Linked DNA regions of Mus musculus: region 1 is linked to region 2. A link is a loop called in an ENCODE intact Hi-C map of the cell type or tissue named here. Cell type or tissue: gastrocnemius. All regions are shown on one strand. Each heading gives the region's core, and the rest is flanking DNA. Links, peaks and the distances in the headings are about the cores only.

Region 1 (8,042 bases), core at 1,391-6,390, 280 kb after region 2:
AAAGACTTTCATACATTCAATTTCAAATATTATTTTCTTAACACTAAATATCAATGTTCTTTTCTAGGTGGGTTTCTCTACAACCATACTATACTGGAATGTTCTAAATCATGAAAGGCTTCAGAAGAGAGTTATTTTCATCTGAAAATTTCAACCTTTTGTTGCAAAAGTCAAGATTTCTGCAATAAATATAAAGGAAAGTGAATGCATATGCTAATTTATTACCAGTTCCTTCATCTGTTTCAGTTTCCCTGGTGTGCCTGCTGGATCCCCCTCCATACATGCTCTGCTGAAGATGAAGCAAGTCTTTGTTGTTTTTGTTGTTGTTGTTGTTGTTTTGTTTTGTTTCTTTTTGTTTTATTAATCATTTTATTCATTTACATTTCAAATTATTTCTCTCTTCACAGAGGAAGCAACTCATATAACCTCTATGCATCCTTCTTTCCTCTGTCTTGGATGCTGACTCCTTCCTACCCAACATCAGATACCAAACATTCTCCATTCATCTTCATTTCCTGCCTTTCTTCATTTATATGTGAAAATCATCACCAATCTTGCTTGTCTTGCATTTATCTCTCCCTCACAATCACTAAGTTGCTCTGGCTGACGAGCTACCAGGCTTCTAATTTAAACATTATTTCAATGAGCCAAATATTACAAAAATCTTATATTCCTAATAGACAGTGTTCTCTGCTTTTTTTGGTGTGTTAATTCCTATTATTCTGAATCATTCATTCTTGTTTCTTCAAAAAGTAGGAATTCAAATGTGAAGAATATCATTAGTATGTTTCAAAACAGCATACAATTATATATTTCTCATGAATAATTTTAAAGAAGGGGAAATTTTATGTTTCTGTAAAGAATGTTAAAAATAAATTCATTTTGCTTGACATTCATTGAGTTGAATTTCTTTTTGAATAAGTGAGAAAATCTACAAATCTAGACTTATACTCTAGAATATCAAATTTATAATTTTTAAATAACTTTCTTCTCTTCCAAACAAGAACTTGTGAAAAAAGCCTTTCAATGACTACTGTGGAGAATAGTCTAAACCATCAGAACTTATTTTTAAAACTGTTAAATCAGTAAAGCTGAAATATCAATAAGAACAACAACAATAATAATAACATCAATGGAGATAAACATAAAACTACACCTAAATGAAGGTGGGTCTCTTTATATCTGACACACCCACATACAAATAATCAGGGATAGAACATGGCAATACAAACAGTATTAATGAGAAGATTTTTATCATTTTGAAAACTGCCTTATTAATCTATGTCTACATGATCAATGTAAATACTGGCCCTTATACAGCAATTTAGGCAATACAAATGAGTTAACAGAACAAGGATGGTCAACAAAATGTGCTATCAACCTAGCAAATTGATTTGAACCTAAATCTGGGTATAATAGCCAATAAATAGTACTTCAGGCTAACAATCAAGGTTATATGAGTCATTTGGGGTACTAGTTCCTTATCATTCAAAGTTATTAAGTCATATACTACACAGGAAACCTAAAAAGTTGTCATATCCAAGAAGAGGATGAGGAAGCACAATGAAGAGACATGGGGACCCTGAGAGATAAAAAGAATAGCAGGCAAGACACTAGTGAAAATCTGTTATGGATTTCAGTTACCAAACCTTTAATCACAGTACTCCAGAGACAAAGATAGTGGCTCTCTGTGAGTTTGAGGCCAATCTTGTCTACAGAGAGAGTTCTGTAACACCCAGAGATAAAAGGAGAAACCCTGTCTCAAAAAGACAAGACAAAACAATCAACCACACAAAACAAAACCAATAGAAATATACTTCTACAATTTGTATAGATATGAAGTCCAAGATCAAGCAATGCATTGGTTATCTATTGAGGGCCCACTTCGTAGTTCATAGGATAACATAGTTTAGGGGCAGGTGCATGTATCCAGCACCATAACTGTAATCTTAGGTTTAGCATTTAACAGCACATGTGAAAAAAATACAGAAACCTTTACTAAAATCCTCTGCTGGAGTGCCTAATCCTTCCCACAGATCAGAAAACAAAATAAACTGCAAACTACAAGATAAATAAACATTTTATCCTGTTTCACTTAACTCTCTAAACATTTTAATGAAACACTGATTTATTATACAGTACAGCATTGTAACTGAGGTTCCTGTTGTTTGTCCAATTCACAAAACAATACATCCAGTCAGCAATGATTTATTAAATACTCTAAAAACCATAGTGTCTAGCAGCAATCACATAGGCATCTGGGCTTCTTTGAGCCTAATGCCTTAGGACCTCAGTGAGGAATAGACTTCGGTTTTTAATGATATGTAGACACTGACAGAGCAAGTCACCTACTAGTCTTGCAGTCGGATGAAAACACCACGACAGTGACTTTTGCTTTGTGAATCAGATATGGCTGTGATGAATCTTTTTATCAAATATATCAAATTTTATCAAATAAGTCTCTAGGAATGTTTTCAGAGTGGGTCCTTCCTGACTCTTTATGAAATGTGTCTGGAATCTAGGTAGTGACAATAAAGAGATAAAGAGAGAGCATACTGCTGGACTATATTATATCTTTTGACACAAATCTTGTACTACTGTCATCTGAGGAATTTGCAAAGTTTCAGAATTGACAATATGCATCATTCACCCATAGCATAAACCCACATGTGAACTGAAAAATTCTGGGTTCAAACAAGAACAGCCAAAAAGTTACAGGTAAAAAGAAAATGTACAGTAGGTTTGTTGGCTGGGTTTGGCAGGAGGTTCTGAATGTGACTAAGTATTAAGCAAACCCACTGTTGATTTGGGATTGTGACTTATTATGGATATAACATTTTTTAACATGTGGTTTATCACCAGCACTGATATTTTACACACACACACACACACACACACACACACACACACACACACACACACACACACACACTTTCTCTCATAGTCTCAAGAATTTAACTTAAATCATGAGATAGGCTTGATTCATTTATGGTGGATTCTCAACGTCTTAGTAATCTCAGGATTTGAAAAATGCTAGAATGATGCTTCCAAATTTAATGTGTCTAGAAAGTTCAAGGCTGGGGCTAGGACACTCAGCCTTGTTAGGTCTCAGGTAAGGCTCATTAGCAGAAGATCTGATATGGTTAGTGTGGGCCTGGAAGCTTATGTAGGTCCTGGCCACCCACTATCTGGAATGAGCAGAGGAGAAAGTTCCTGTATTGCAGGGGAAATTGTGTGTTAGTACCTCAGAGTTAGCCAGCCATGAAACACACTAAAGTCTGAAATACTCTGTAAGAGGAAAAGGAGCCTTTATTAGTAATTAAGTTTAGACTAAAGGCAAGAATTTAGATAATTCATCCTTAGCTACCTTTAGGTTAGTCTGGGAAGCAACTCTGACATTTGATAACTTAACACACAAATGGAGCTATTAAGATCTTCAAACATGGAAATTTTTGTCTCCATCATGAGATTGCTGGTACAGGCTTTCCTTAGTAGAGCATTTTCCCATAAATATATAAGTGGAGTTTTCTTTATGACAAGCATCCTTTAAAAAAATTAGATGTATTATTTTTTTTAATCCATGTGATGGATTTAGAAAGTAATTTCAAATTTAACAGCCATAAATATCATCAAGATGTTTACCTAGATCATTTTTCTTTGTTTCAAAATCTATGTACAATCAGGGCAGAATGGAAACCCAGCTTGACAGCACATGTTGTGTTAAATGTTGGTAGCATATTAAGTATGTAAAACTGGTAGTAGTACATTAAGTTTGTAAAACTGAGAGTGGATTAGAAAACTGATGCCCCACAAGGACAAATGTCTTCATTAGAAAAGGTATATATATATATATATATATACCTTTTCTATATATATATATACCTTTTCTATATATATATATACCTTTTCTATATATATATATGTTATATGCCCCAGTACAAGGGAACGCCAGGGCCAAAAAGTGGGAGGGGTGGGTAGTGGAGTGGTGGGGAGGGTATGGGGGACTTTTGGGATAGCATTGGAAATGTAAATGAGGAAGATACCTAATAAAAATATTTTTAAAAAAGAAAAGGTATTAGTTTGATTAAACCTGTTTTCTTCATTTACTCTTTCTTCATCTCTTTCCTAGGATGGTTAGAATGGGGTAATAAGGGTTAGGAAGTTGGAGAACTAATAGAACTCCACTGTTAATATAAGAGAGATACAGAGAACATACAGATAGAGTGGTACAGCACAGGGAAACAATTTGAAGCTGAGTGAATTATTAAATCTTGTGGCTTAGCATCCATGCAACTTAAATTCCTCTGTGTTAGGCACTATCTTAGTGTTGGAAAGCTAAGCAAGGAGTTATGTATAATGGTCATGCTTGTAAATCATGAAGTGCATAAGGAGGAAGGAAATAAACAACCCTAGCTTCATCTTTGAAGGAATATGAGATGGATACTAAGAAATCCTCTGCCCTTTGCCCTTTGAAGCTCTGTAGGAGTTAGTTCTGTGGGACACTTTCCTAAGTCTGTGAGTTTTCCTACTCACAAAACACCCACAGGCAGGTGTGTAAGGAAGCTCCTGCCCATATCCTGGGAGCAGCTCAAAGAAGAATCTGTAACCTGCTCTCATCTACACTGACCGTCCTGAGCACTTGCTACCAGCTGCTCTCCTGTGTCCTCTGATATCCCAGACTGAGATGGGCAAGCTCCTGCTCCTACACTTTCTGTTGATGCAGGCATCTTTTGCTCTTGTGTTCATCCAAGGTAATAATGAGTCCTTAAAAGCCAAAACAAGAGAGAACAGGGACTAGAGATGTCTGAAAGTAAATGTGGCATGGTGGCCAGAACAGCTGTGATAATACTGTGTGGGATCTGAAAACAGTCAAGATCAGGATTCTAAGAAGAGCTGACTCAAAAGAAATGGAGAACCTTGTGTTGGTTCCACACTGTTCCACTGTTCTTGCTAGAGTAAGAAGTCAAGTCTCTCCAGGTTCTCAGAGTGGGATCAGTCACTCCATAGAAAAGAATGAGTGTGAGTGTACTTGTAATCTATGGCTTTGAGTCTACCTCCTTCAATACCCAGTAGCAGCCAATGGGTGCTTATGGTTTTCTTTGTAGGTGCTTTCTACCACAGTTATCTGTTAGGAGGAGATCACTGAAAAGTTTATCTTAAGCCAGTTTTTCATATCAAGTACACTGTTTTGATCAGGTAGATTTGATTATCAGATTCTCCTTGGGGGAGAGGGTTTATGCTATGAAAGACTGTGAATGTGCCTCCTTTCTGTGGTGCCAAGACAATATCTATTCCTCAAGCATCTTACTTTTTATTGCATTTATTGATTTAAAGTGTGTGTGTGTGTGTGTGTGTGTGTGTGTGTGTGTGTGTGTGATGCCATACTTGTGGAGACAAGAAGACAAATTTGGAGAGTCAATTCTCTTGCCTTTCCAAATGGGTCCCAGGGATTGAACTCAGGTCATCAAGCTTGATAGCAAGTACCTGTTAACCCATCCCACTGTTTCCATGAGTGGTTTTTTTTTATTATATTTTACTTTTACCATATCCTCCCCCATTACTTTTATTGAACTCTAACACCCTCTAAAGCATTTATTCACAACAAGTCCTCCACCTACTTTCAAGTCTCCTTTTTGTAAATAACCCATGGAGTTTAATTAGGTTTTCTTGCATGAGCACAGGTCTGGTGTTATTACTGTAGCATAGACAACTTAACAGTAGCTACATCACTGTGAAAAAAAAAAAAAAAAAAACGAAAAGGAACCCAAAAACTGACTTTCTGACTTGTAGTACATTAATTGACAATAGTTCCTCAGGTAGGAATGAGACCTCATAATCCCTTCCCTAGTCCATGATAGAAAGTCAATTGGCTTGATATTATGCAGGTCTTACATTGGTTAACACAGCTGCTGTGAGTTCTTGAGATCACTGAACATGCCATATTCAGGAGGTGGCATTCATGGCACTTTCCCAAATGCCAGCTCTTGCATTCTTTTTACCTCCTCTTCTACAGTGATTCCTGCTCATTTTGGGGTGGGATATGATATAGATACCCCATATAAGGCTGAGAATTCAATAATCACTAATTTCTAGCACTTAGATCAGTTATGAGTCTCTACATTAACCACTAACCACGGCAGAGAAGCTTCTCTCTGAGGGAAACACTAATCTTTGGCCATATACTTAATCTTTTGCCTTCTTCTAGAAGGCAGTTTGATGTGTCCATCTAGAAAAAAGAAGAATTCAAACTAGTAGTAGGTTCTCCCTTAAGACCTATGACCTTTTGAGACATGGGATTTTGACCAGCTTTGTACTAGACATGGAATATGTCTAGTGAAGCAGTCTTTAGATCTAGTCAAAACCAGTTGGTTATCTACATACCTTTATTGCACTATTTCACTACTGCAACATTGAGCATATTTGCCTGACCTGTCAGTATTTTAGCCTGTAAAGTTGACCAATGGATAATTCAATTGATGAACTTTTACCTCCAGAATGCTATAGAGAATTGCTGACGCTATGAACATTAGCCAGCATGAAGTAAGTTTTCATGTCAGTTCTACTGTGATTACTTTTGGTCCCACACCTAAAGACTCTTGTATCAGCAGCAATAAGGTCTTCCCATGCAGTTTTATTGGCAAACAAGAGTGGTATCAATGGCTTGTATTGTTTTGGGGTTCCCTATGATTTCTCAACCAATAGCTCAGAGATCCCACACCTGGCACTATAATTTTCTTTTTAACAACTGAACTACACTGGAAGCATTATCCTCCCATGAATTGTGTTTAAACTCTGTCTTTAAATTGTATTTTTTATTTGTTTACAAAGTAGTGGGTTTCCATAAGGATTTCTCAATACATGTTGAGTTTTACTTAAGCCCCTATCCCTCTGCTCTAATCCCTGCTTAAACTTCCCACCCTCAGTATTTTCCTCCTCTACTTCCATGTCACATGTGTTTCTGCTATTACCATCTCCCCTCTAAGAACCCACCCCACTCTCCCAGTAGTTCCTTTCTATTTTCATCAACCTTTACAAATACTGTAGATCAAAAATACAAATGTGAAAATTCAAAGCTAGAATGCATAGGAGTGAGAATATGTACTGTTTCTCTTTCTGGGAATGAGTTACTTCAATCATTATATTTTTTTTTAGTTTTGTGTTAATTTCATTTTTCTTTGCAAATGAACACAATCCATGGTGTATCTAAATCACATTGTCATTCACTCACCAATTGTGGACAGCTAGGCTGATTCTGTTTCCTAGATATTGTAAACAGAGCAGCAGTGAACATGGATGTGCCAGTAACTGTATAGTGGGTATAGTTTTGAGAGTATATTCTAGGAGTTATAAGAATATGCCAAATGTTATTTCTGTTTTTATATTTAAAGAAAAATCTTTATGGTCCTTTTCTCTGTATCTATATCAGTTCACATGTCTATGAAAGAAAAAGATTTGCCCTTTGCTCAAATCCATGTCAACTTTTCTTATCATTTGCTCCATTTGAGGAATGGGGGAAGGCACTATGTGAGATAAAATCATTACGTGTTTTTTATTTGTATTTTCTTGGTTTTCTTAGCATGTTAGACATTCTAGGAAAAAAATGCTTATCAGCTGTTTGTATTCTCCTATTGAGAGCTCTCTATTCAATGTCATTTAAAAAGAACTGGGATATTTGTTTTCTTAATGAATTTCTTGAGGGTTGTTGCTTTTATATTTTAGATAACAACCCTCTGTCCAATATACAGTTGGCAAAGATTTTATTAATTTTGCCTCTTCATTCTTTGTTCAATTGACACTTTTCTTTGCTGTGTTAGGAGCTATTCAACTTCATGATTTCCTACCATCCTGATAGGGACACAGGTGCAAACCTAACAGTATGCCTCAAAGACTGCAACCTGGCCAAAGCCAGAGTTTATGCTCTGGGGAAGAAATTAAAAGAAGAAATTAATTTCAGGACAAACCAAAATTCAAGAAAAGGTGAATTTATTAAAAATATTAAGAGAGGGTACATAATCATCACTGTTATTAGCATTATCCTCTCC
Region 2 (8,042 bases), core at 1,881-6,880:
ACCCTGAGAGATAAAAAGAATAGCAGGCAAGACACTAGTGAAAATCTGTTATGGATTTCAGTTACCACACCTTTAATCCCAGTACTCAAGAGACAGAGATAGTGACTCTCTGTGAGTTTGAGGCCAGTCTTGTCTACAGAGAGAGTTGATAACACCCAGAGATACAAGGAGAAACCCTATCTCAAAAAGACAAGACAAAACAACCAACCAAACAAAACAAAACCAATAGAAATATACTTCTACAATTTGTACAGATATGAAGTCCAAGATCAAGCAATGCATTGGTTATCTATTGAGGGCCCACATCGTAGTTCATAGGATAACATAGTTTAGGGGCAGGTGCATGTATCCAGCACCATAACTGTAATCTTAGGTTTAGCATTTAATAGCACATGTGAAAAAAAATATAGAAACCTTTACTAAAATCCTCTGCTGGAGTGCCTAACCCTTTCCACAGAACAGAAAACAAAATAAACTGCAAACGACAAGATAAATTGCAAACTACAAAATAAACATTTTATCCTGTTTCACTTAACTTTCTAAACATTTTAATGAAACACTGATTTATTATACTGTACAGCATTGTAACTGAGGTTCCTGTTGTTTGTCCAATTCACAAAACAATACATTTAGTCAGCAATGATTTATTAAATACTCTACAAACCATAGTGTCTAGCAGCAATCACATAGGCATCTGGGCTTCTTTGAGCCTAATGCCTTAGGACCTCAGTGAGTAATAGACTTCGGTTTTTAATGATATGTAGACACTGACAGAGCAAGTCACCTATTAGTCTTGCAGTCGGATGAAAATACCATGACAGTGACTTTTGCTTTGTGAATCAGATATGGCTGTGATGATTCTTTTTATCAAATATATCAAATTTTATCAAATAAGCCTGTAAGAATGTTTTCAGAGTGGGTCCTTCCTGACTCTTTATGAAATGTGTCTGGAATCTAGGTAGTGACAATAAAGAGATAAAGAGAAAACATACTGCTGGACTATATTATATCTTTTGACACAAATCTTGTACTACTGTCATCTGAGGAATTTGCAAAGTTTCAGAATTGACAATATGCATCATTCACCCATACCATAAACCCACATGTGAACTGAAAAATTCTGGGTTCAAACAAGAACAGTCAAAAAGTTACAGGTAAAAAGAAAATGTACAGTAGGTTTGTTGGCTGGGTTTGGCAGAGAGGTTCTGAATGTGACTAAATATTAAGCAAACCCACTGTTGATTTGGGGTTGTGACTTATTATGGATATAACATTTTTTAACATGTGGTTTATCACCAGCACTGATATTTTACACACACACACACACACACACACACACACACACACACACACACACACTTTCTCTCATAGTCTCAAGAATTTAACTTAAATCATGAGATAGGCTTGATTCATTTATGGTGGATTCTCAACGTCTTAGTAATCTCAGGATTTGAAAAATGATAGAATGATGCTTCCAACTTTAATGTGTCTAGAAAGTTCAATCCTGTGGTTAGGACACTCAGCCTTGTTAGGTCTCAGCTAAGGCTCATTAGCAGAAGATCTGATATGGTTAGTGTGGGCCTGGAAGCTTATGTAGGCCCTGGACACCCACTATCTATGCAATGAGCAGAGGAAAAAGTTCCTGTATTGCAGGGGAAATTGTGTGTTAGTACCTCAGAGTTGGCCAGCCATGCAATACACTAAAGTCTGGAATACTCTGTAAGAGGAAAAGGAGCCTTTATTAGTAATTAAGTTTAGACTAAAGGCAAGAATTTAGATAATTCATTCTTTTTTTTCTTTTTTATAATTTTTATTACATATTTTCCTCATTTACATTTCCAATGCTATCCCAAAAGTCCCCCATACCCTCCCCCACTTCCCTACCCACCCATTCCTACTTTTTGGCCCTGGCGTTCCCCTGTACTGGGGCATATAAAGTTTGCGTGTCCAATGGGCCTCTCTTTCCAGTGATGGCCTACTAGGCCATCTTTTGATACATATAAGTATCCAAGGAGCTAAAGAGATCTGCAACCCTGTAGGTGCAACAACATTATGAACTAACCAGTACCCTGGAGCTCTTGACTCTAGATAATTCATTCTTAGCTACCTTTAGGTTAGTCTGGAAAGCAACTCCGAGATTTAGTAATTTAACACACAAATGGAGCTATTAAGATCTTCAAACATGGAAATTTTTGTCTCCATCATGGGATGGCTGGTACAGGCTTTTCTTAGTAGAGCATTTTCCCATAAATATCTAAGTGGAGGTTTCTTTATGACCAGCATCCTTGAAAAAGATAAATGTATTATTTTTTAAAATCCATGTGATAGATTTAGAAAGTAATTTCAAATTTAACAGCTATAAATACCATCAAGATGTTTACCTAGATCATTTTTCTTTGTTTCAAAACCTATGTACAATCAGGGCAGAATGGAATCCCAGCTTGACAGCACATGTTGTATTAAATGTTAGTAGCATACTAAGTATGTAAAACTGGTAGTAGTACCTTAAGTTTGTAAAACTGAGAGTGGATTAGAAAATTGATGCCCCACAAGGACAAATGTCTTCATTAGAAAAGGTATATATATATACATATGTTATATGCCCTAGTACAGGGGAACGCCAGGACCAAAAAGTGGGAGTGTGTGGGTAGTGGAGTGGGTGGGGAGGGTATGGGGGACTTTTGGGATAGCATTGGAAATGTAAATGAGGAAAATAACTAATAAAAATATTTTTAAAAAAGAAAAGGTATTAGTTTAATTAAACCTGGTTTCTTCATTTACTCTTTCTTCATCTCTTTCCTAGTATGGTTAGAATGGGGTAATAAGGGTTAGGAAGTTAAAGAACTAATAGAACTCCACTGTTAATATCAGAGAGATACAGAGAACATACAGATAGAGTGGTACAGCACAGGAAAACAATTTGAAGCTGAGTGAATTATTAAATCTTGTGGCCTAGCACCCATGCAACTTAAATTCCTCTGTGTTGGGCACTATCTTAGTGTTGGAAAGCTAAGCTAGGTATTCTCATGTATAATAGTCATGCTTGTAAAGCATGAAGTGCATCAAGCTCCCAGAGTGTAGTACATCTGGGACCTGGTCAGTCTCCAGTCATTGCTTTCTACACTCAAACCACCATCCAATCATCCATCCATCTGCTTTTCATTTATTCATTTCTTTTAATCTTTGCTTACTCATGATAAGAACTAGCTGGGTGATCTGTTAACTGTACTTGAACTATGCAGAGTAAGGCTCTGAAGGCCTCTATCATAGAGGGTTAGTGTATAGACAAGGTAATAGAGCAGAAGACTGTCCTTGAAACATGTGGTAGTCTCTAGCCCCTGTCTGCTCAGCTACTGAGCTTGCTCTGTGCTCTTTCATCTTCCCACAGCTAGATGCACAGGCATGGGGATTGTGTGTGCTGTGGTTATTTTTAAGCAGGATGAAATCACTAAAGATACCTTAGAGAACATCAGTAAAAATGTAATTTTAAATATTAGGAGACTATTTTGGATTGCATGCCCTGTGTGCCATACACATGGCCAGGTTTTCAGGAAACTTGTGTAAGTTCTGAGTATTTTAGCTGTGTGATTCAGAAGCTAAGTCTGTGATTGGGAAAATACTACTTAGTTAATTTAGGTATTTAGAGGCTAAAGCTTTACCTGAGGAGAAATTTGTTTTGTAATCCACTCATCCAAAAATCCACTTGTCCCTTTTACATATAGTGTTTGGGTGACATTTACTGTGTTTCTACTATGCTGAGATCTACTACAAAGCAGGCATAAAGGCTGTGAGTACACATTGTGATTACAGAACACAATGAACAAGGTTCTCTTGTTGCTGCTTCCATCACCATTGTCAAGACTAGATAGAAATAAAAGCTCTGTGATCCTGCTCTCCATTTAACCTTAGGAAGCTCACTTAGGAAATAAACAACCCTAGCTTCATCTTTGAAGGAATATGAGATGGATACTGAGAAATCCTCTGCCCTTTACCCTTTGAAGCTCTGTAGGAGTGGTTCTGTGGGACACTTCCCTAAGTCTGGCTACTCACAAAACACCCACAGGCAGGTGTGTAAGGGTGCTCCTGCCCACATCCTGGGAGCAGCTCAAAGAAGAATCTGTAACCTGCTCTCATCTACACTGACCGTCCTGAGCACTTGCTACCAGCTGCTCTCCTGTGTCCTCTGATAGCCCAGACTGAGATGGGCAAGATCCTGCTCCTACTCTTTCTCCTGATGCTGGGGTCTTTTGCTCTTGTGTTCATCCAAGGTAATAATGAGTCCTTCAAAGCCAAAACAAGAGAAAACAGGGACTAGAGATGTCTGAAAGTAAATGTGGCATGGTGGCCAGAACAGCTGTGATAATACTGTGTGGGATCTGAAAACAGTCAAGATCAGGATTCTAAGAAGAGCTGCCTCAAAAGAAATGGAGAATCTTGTGTTGGTTCCACAATGTTCTTGCTAGAGTAAGAAGTTGAGTCTCTCCAGGTTCTCAGAGTGGGATCAGTCACTCCATAGAAAAGAATGAGTTTGAGTGTACTTGTAATCTATGGCTTTGAGTCTATCTCCTTCAATAACCAGTAGCAGCTAATGGATGCTTATGGTTTTCTTTGTAGGTGCTTTCAACCACAGTTATCTGTTAGGAGGAGGTCACTGAAAAGTTTATCTTAAGCCAGTTTTTCATATCAAGTACACTGTTTTGATCAGGTGGATTTGATTATCAGATTCCCCTTGGGGGAGAGGGTTTATGCTATGAAAGACTGTGAATGTGCCTCCTTTCTGTGGTGCCAGGACAATATCTATTCCTCAAGCATTTTATTTTTTATTACATTTATTTATTTATTTAACGTGTGTGTGTGTGTGTGTGTGTGTGTGTGTGTGTGTGTGTGTGTGTGTGTGTGATGCCATACATGTGGAGACCAAAAGACAATTTTTGAGAGTCAATTCTCTTGCCTTTCCAAGTGGGTTCCAGGGATTGAACTCAGGTCATCAAGCTTGATAGCAGGTACCTGTTAAACCATCCCACTTTTTCCATGAGTGTTTTTTTTTTATTGTATTTTACTTTTACCATATCTTCTCCATTAATTTTATTGCACTCTAACACCCTCTAAAGCATTTTGTCACAACAAGTCCTCCACCTACTTTCAAGTCTCCTTTTTGTAAATAACCCATGGAGTTGAATTAGGTTTCTTTGCATAAGCATGGATCTGGGGTTATTACTGTAGCATAGACAACTTAACAGTAGCTAAATCACTGCTGAAAAAAAAAAAAAAAAGAAACCCAAAAACCGACTTCCTGAATTGTAGAACATTAATTGACAATAGTTCCTCAGGGAGGAATGAGACCTCATAATTCCTTCCCTAGTCCATGATAGAAAGTCAATTGGCTTGATATTATGCAGGTTTTCCATTGGTTAACACAGCTGCTGTGAGTTCTTGAGATCACTGAACACATCATATTCAGGAGGTGGCATTCATGGTACTTTCCCAAACACCAGCTCTTGCATTCTTTTTACCTCCTCTTCTACAATGACTCCTGAACATTTGGGGGTGGGATATGAAATAGATATCCCATATAAGGCTGAGAATTCAATAATCACTTATTCCTAGCACTTAGATCAGTTATGAGTCTCTACATTAACCACTAACCACTGCAGAGAAGCTTCTCTCTGAGGGAAACACTAATCTTTGGCCATATACATAATCTTTTGCCTTCTTCTAGAAGGCAGTTTGATGTGTCATTCTAGAAAAAGAAGAATTAAAAGTAGTAGTAGGTTCTCCCTTAAGACCTATGACCTTTTGAGACATGGGATTTTGACCAGCTTTGTATTAGACATGGATTATGTCTAGTGAAGCAGTCTTTAGATCTAGTCAAAACCAGTTGGTTACCTACATACCTTTATTGCACTATTTCACTACTGCAACATTGAGCATATTTGCCTGACCTGTCAGTATTTTAGCATGTAAAGTTGACCAATGGATAATTCAATTGATGAACTTTAGCCTCCAGAATGCTATAGAGAATTTCTGGTGCTATGAACATTAGCCAGCATGAAGTAAGTTTTCATGCCAGTTCTACTGTGATTACTTTTGGTCCCACACCTAAAGACTCTTGTATCAGCAGCAATAAGGTCTTCCCATGCAGTTTTATTGGCAAACAAGAGTGGTATCAATGGCTTGTATTGTTTTGGGGTTCCCTATGATTTCTCAACCAATAGCTCAGAGATCCCACACCTGGCACTAGGATTTTCTTTTTAACAACTGAACTACACTGGAAGCATTATCCTCCCATGAATTGTGTTTAAACTCTGTCTTTAAATTATATTTTTCATTTGTCTACAACGTAGTGGGTTTTCATAAGGATTTCTCAATACATGTTGAGTTTTACTTAAGCCCCTATCCCTCTGCTCTAATCCCTGCTTAAACCTTCCCACCCTCAGTATTTCCCTTCTCTACCTCCATGTCACATGTGTACCTGCTATTACCATCTCCCCTCTAAGAACCCACGCCACTCACCCAGTAGTTCCTTTCTATTTTCACCAACCTTTACAAATACTTAGATCAAAAATAAAAATGTGAAAATTCAAAGCTAGGATTCATAAGAGTGAGAACATGTACTGTTTCTCTTTCTGGGAATGAGTTACTTCAATCATTATTGTTAGGAGCGGGTGTGGCGGCAGTCCCAAAGGCGCCAGAGACTGCAGCTAAGTCATATGACTTGCACCTGACTTCCTCATATAAGACACAAACATCTTGAGTGCTGCGCAGGTGTACCAGGATACTGGTGAATCCAATTTGATGGAGATTTGCCCCTGCTGCCCTGATTAGCTGAAGCTGCGTGACTGATGAGGGGGCGTGGCCTGCTGTGCGTGGATGGGAACTGAGAGTATAAAAGAGTGAGAGGCCCAGGGTTCGGGGGAGATATAAAAACAAGGGAGATATAAAAACAGGGGAGATATAAAAACAGGGGAGATATAAAAACAAGGGAGATATAAAAACGAGGGCGATATATAAACAAGGGAGATATAAAAACAAGGGAGATATAAAAACAAGGGAGATATAAAAACAAGGGAGATATAAAAACAAGAGAGATATAAACAAGAAGAAACAGGACTGAATAAACGTGTGCAGAAGGATCCTGTAGCAGCGTCGTTCTTCCTGGCCTGTTGAGTGCGCGCAACAAGTGGTGCCGAAACCCGGGACAAGAAACATCTTCAGGCATGAGCGAAGACCCCCTACTACAGGGAGGATTCAGAACTGCATCACGGGGAAGGAGTGGTTAATGAAGTGTTCCTGTAAAACAGACTGTTGAGAAGGATCTGGCGTGGATTCAGAACTCTTCAGCTGGGGAACGGTACTGATGAAGAGAAAGAAGAAAGATGAAGACTGAATAAACTGCTGTTAGAAGGACTGGTGGTCGCGTCGTTCTTGCTGGTCGAGAGCAGGCGCAACAATTGGTGGCCCGTACGGGGAACCGACTCCCCCACCGAGTTCAGAACTTTCAGCAGTCAGTGGTTGCCGGCAGGGTAAGTTCATGGTGAGTGAAACTTGGGACCCCAGGAGTTTGGGAAGGACCTCCGATAAAATAGAGGCGAATATAACGTTGCCAGGAAGCAGGTACAAGGTAACTAAAGGTTCCCGGCTTTGGGACAAGTTAAGGTTCCTGGTTTGGGGACAAGTTAAGGAACTATGATAACCTCAGTGTAGTGATCAATAGATCCTCACTGTGTAGTTATGCTTTTTTCTCCCATTGACCCTTTGTGGGTAGGTCTGATAGTTTTGGTCTTGTTTGTTCTGATATATGGACTCTGTTACTGTTTGAAACTGTGTGTAGAGGCAGTCAAGACAGGTCAGAAAATCCTTACAGAGCAACAAGAAAGTATGTCGGAGGAAGAGAAGGGCTTAAAAAGAAAAAGGAAAAAGAAAGGAGACACAGTGTTATCAGGTGGACAGAAAGGACAAAATAAAAGAGCCGAGGCGGAGGAGGAAGGCGAATTAGCTTCTGTGCCTCCTCCCTATGCCTCCTCAGCAGTGAAAACTTGACT

Evidence for each region. A loop is a pair of places that touch in the nucleus more often than their neighbours do. Peaks named below come from ENCODE experiments on the same cell type or tissue, not always from the same donor. Only the 100,000 strongest peaks of a DNase experiment are listed, where the experiment ranks them.
Region 1: it touches region 2 in a loop (30-fold over the local background); 11 of 42 quality-filtered maps call a loop at or near these places.

Annotation. Positions count from the first base shown.
Region 1 is chr9:35,840,704-35,848,745 of GRCm38, reverse strand. It overlaps Pate5 (prostate and testis expressed 5), which reads left to right and starts at 4,596. Exons shown (of 3, transcript NM_029863.1): 1 at 4,596-4,751. The coding sequence starts at 4,685. It overlaps Gm3428 (predicted gene 3428), which reads left to right. Exons shown (of 4, transcript NR_030730.1): 4 at 68-201. In gastrocnemius, for the core only: no CTCF peak of the experiment used is centred there; no DNase peak of the experiment used is centred there.
Region 2 is chr9:36,124,850-36,132,891 of GRCm38, reverse strand. Gm5916 (predicted gene 5916) reads left to right here and starts at 4,113. Exons shown (of 3, transcript NM_001167587.1): 1 at 4,113-4,268. The coding sequence starts at 4,202. In gastrocnemius, for the core only: no CTCF peak of the experiment used is centred there; no DNase peak of the experiment used is centred there.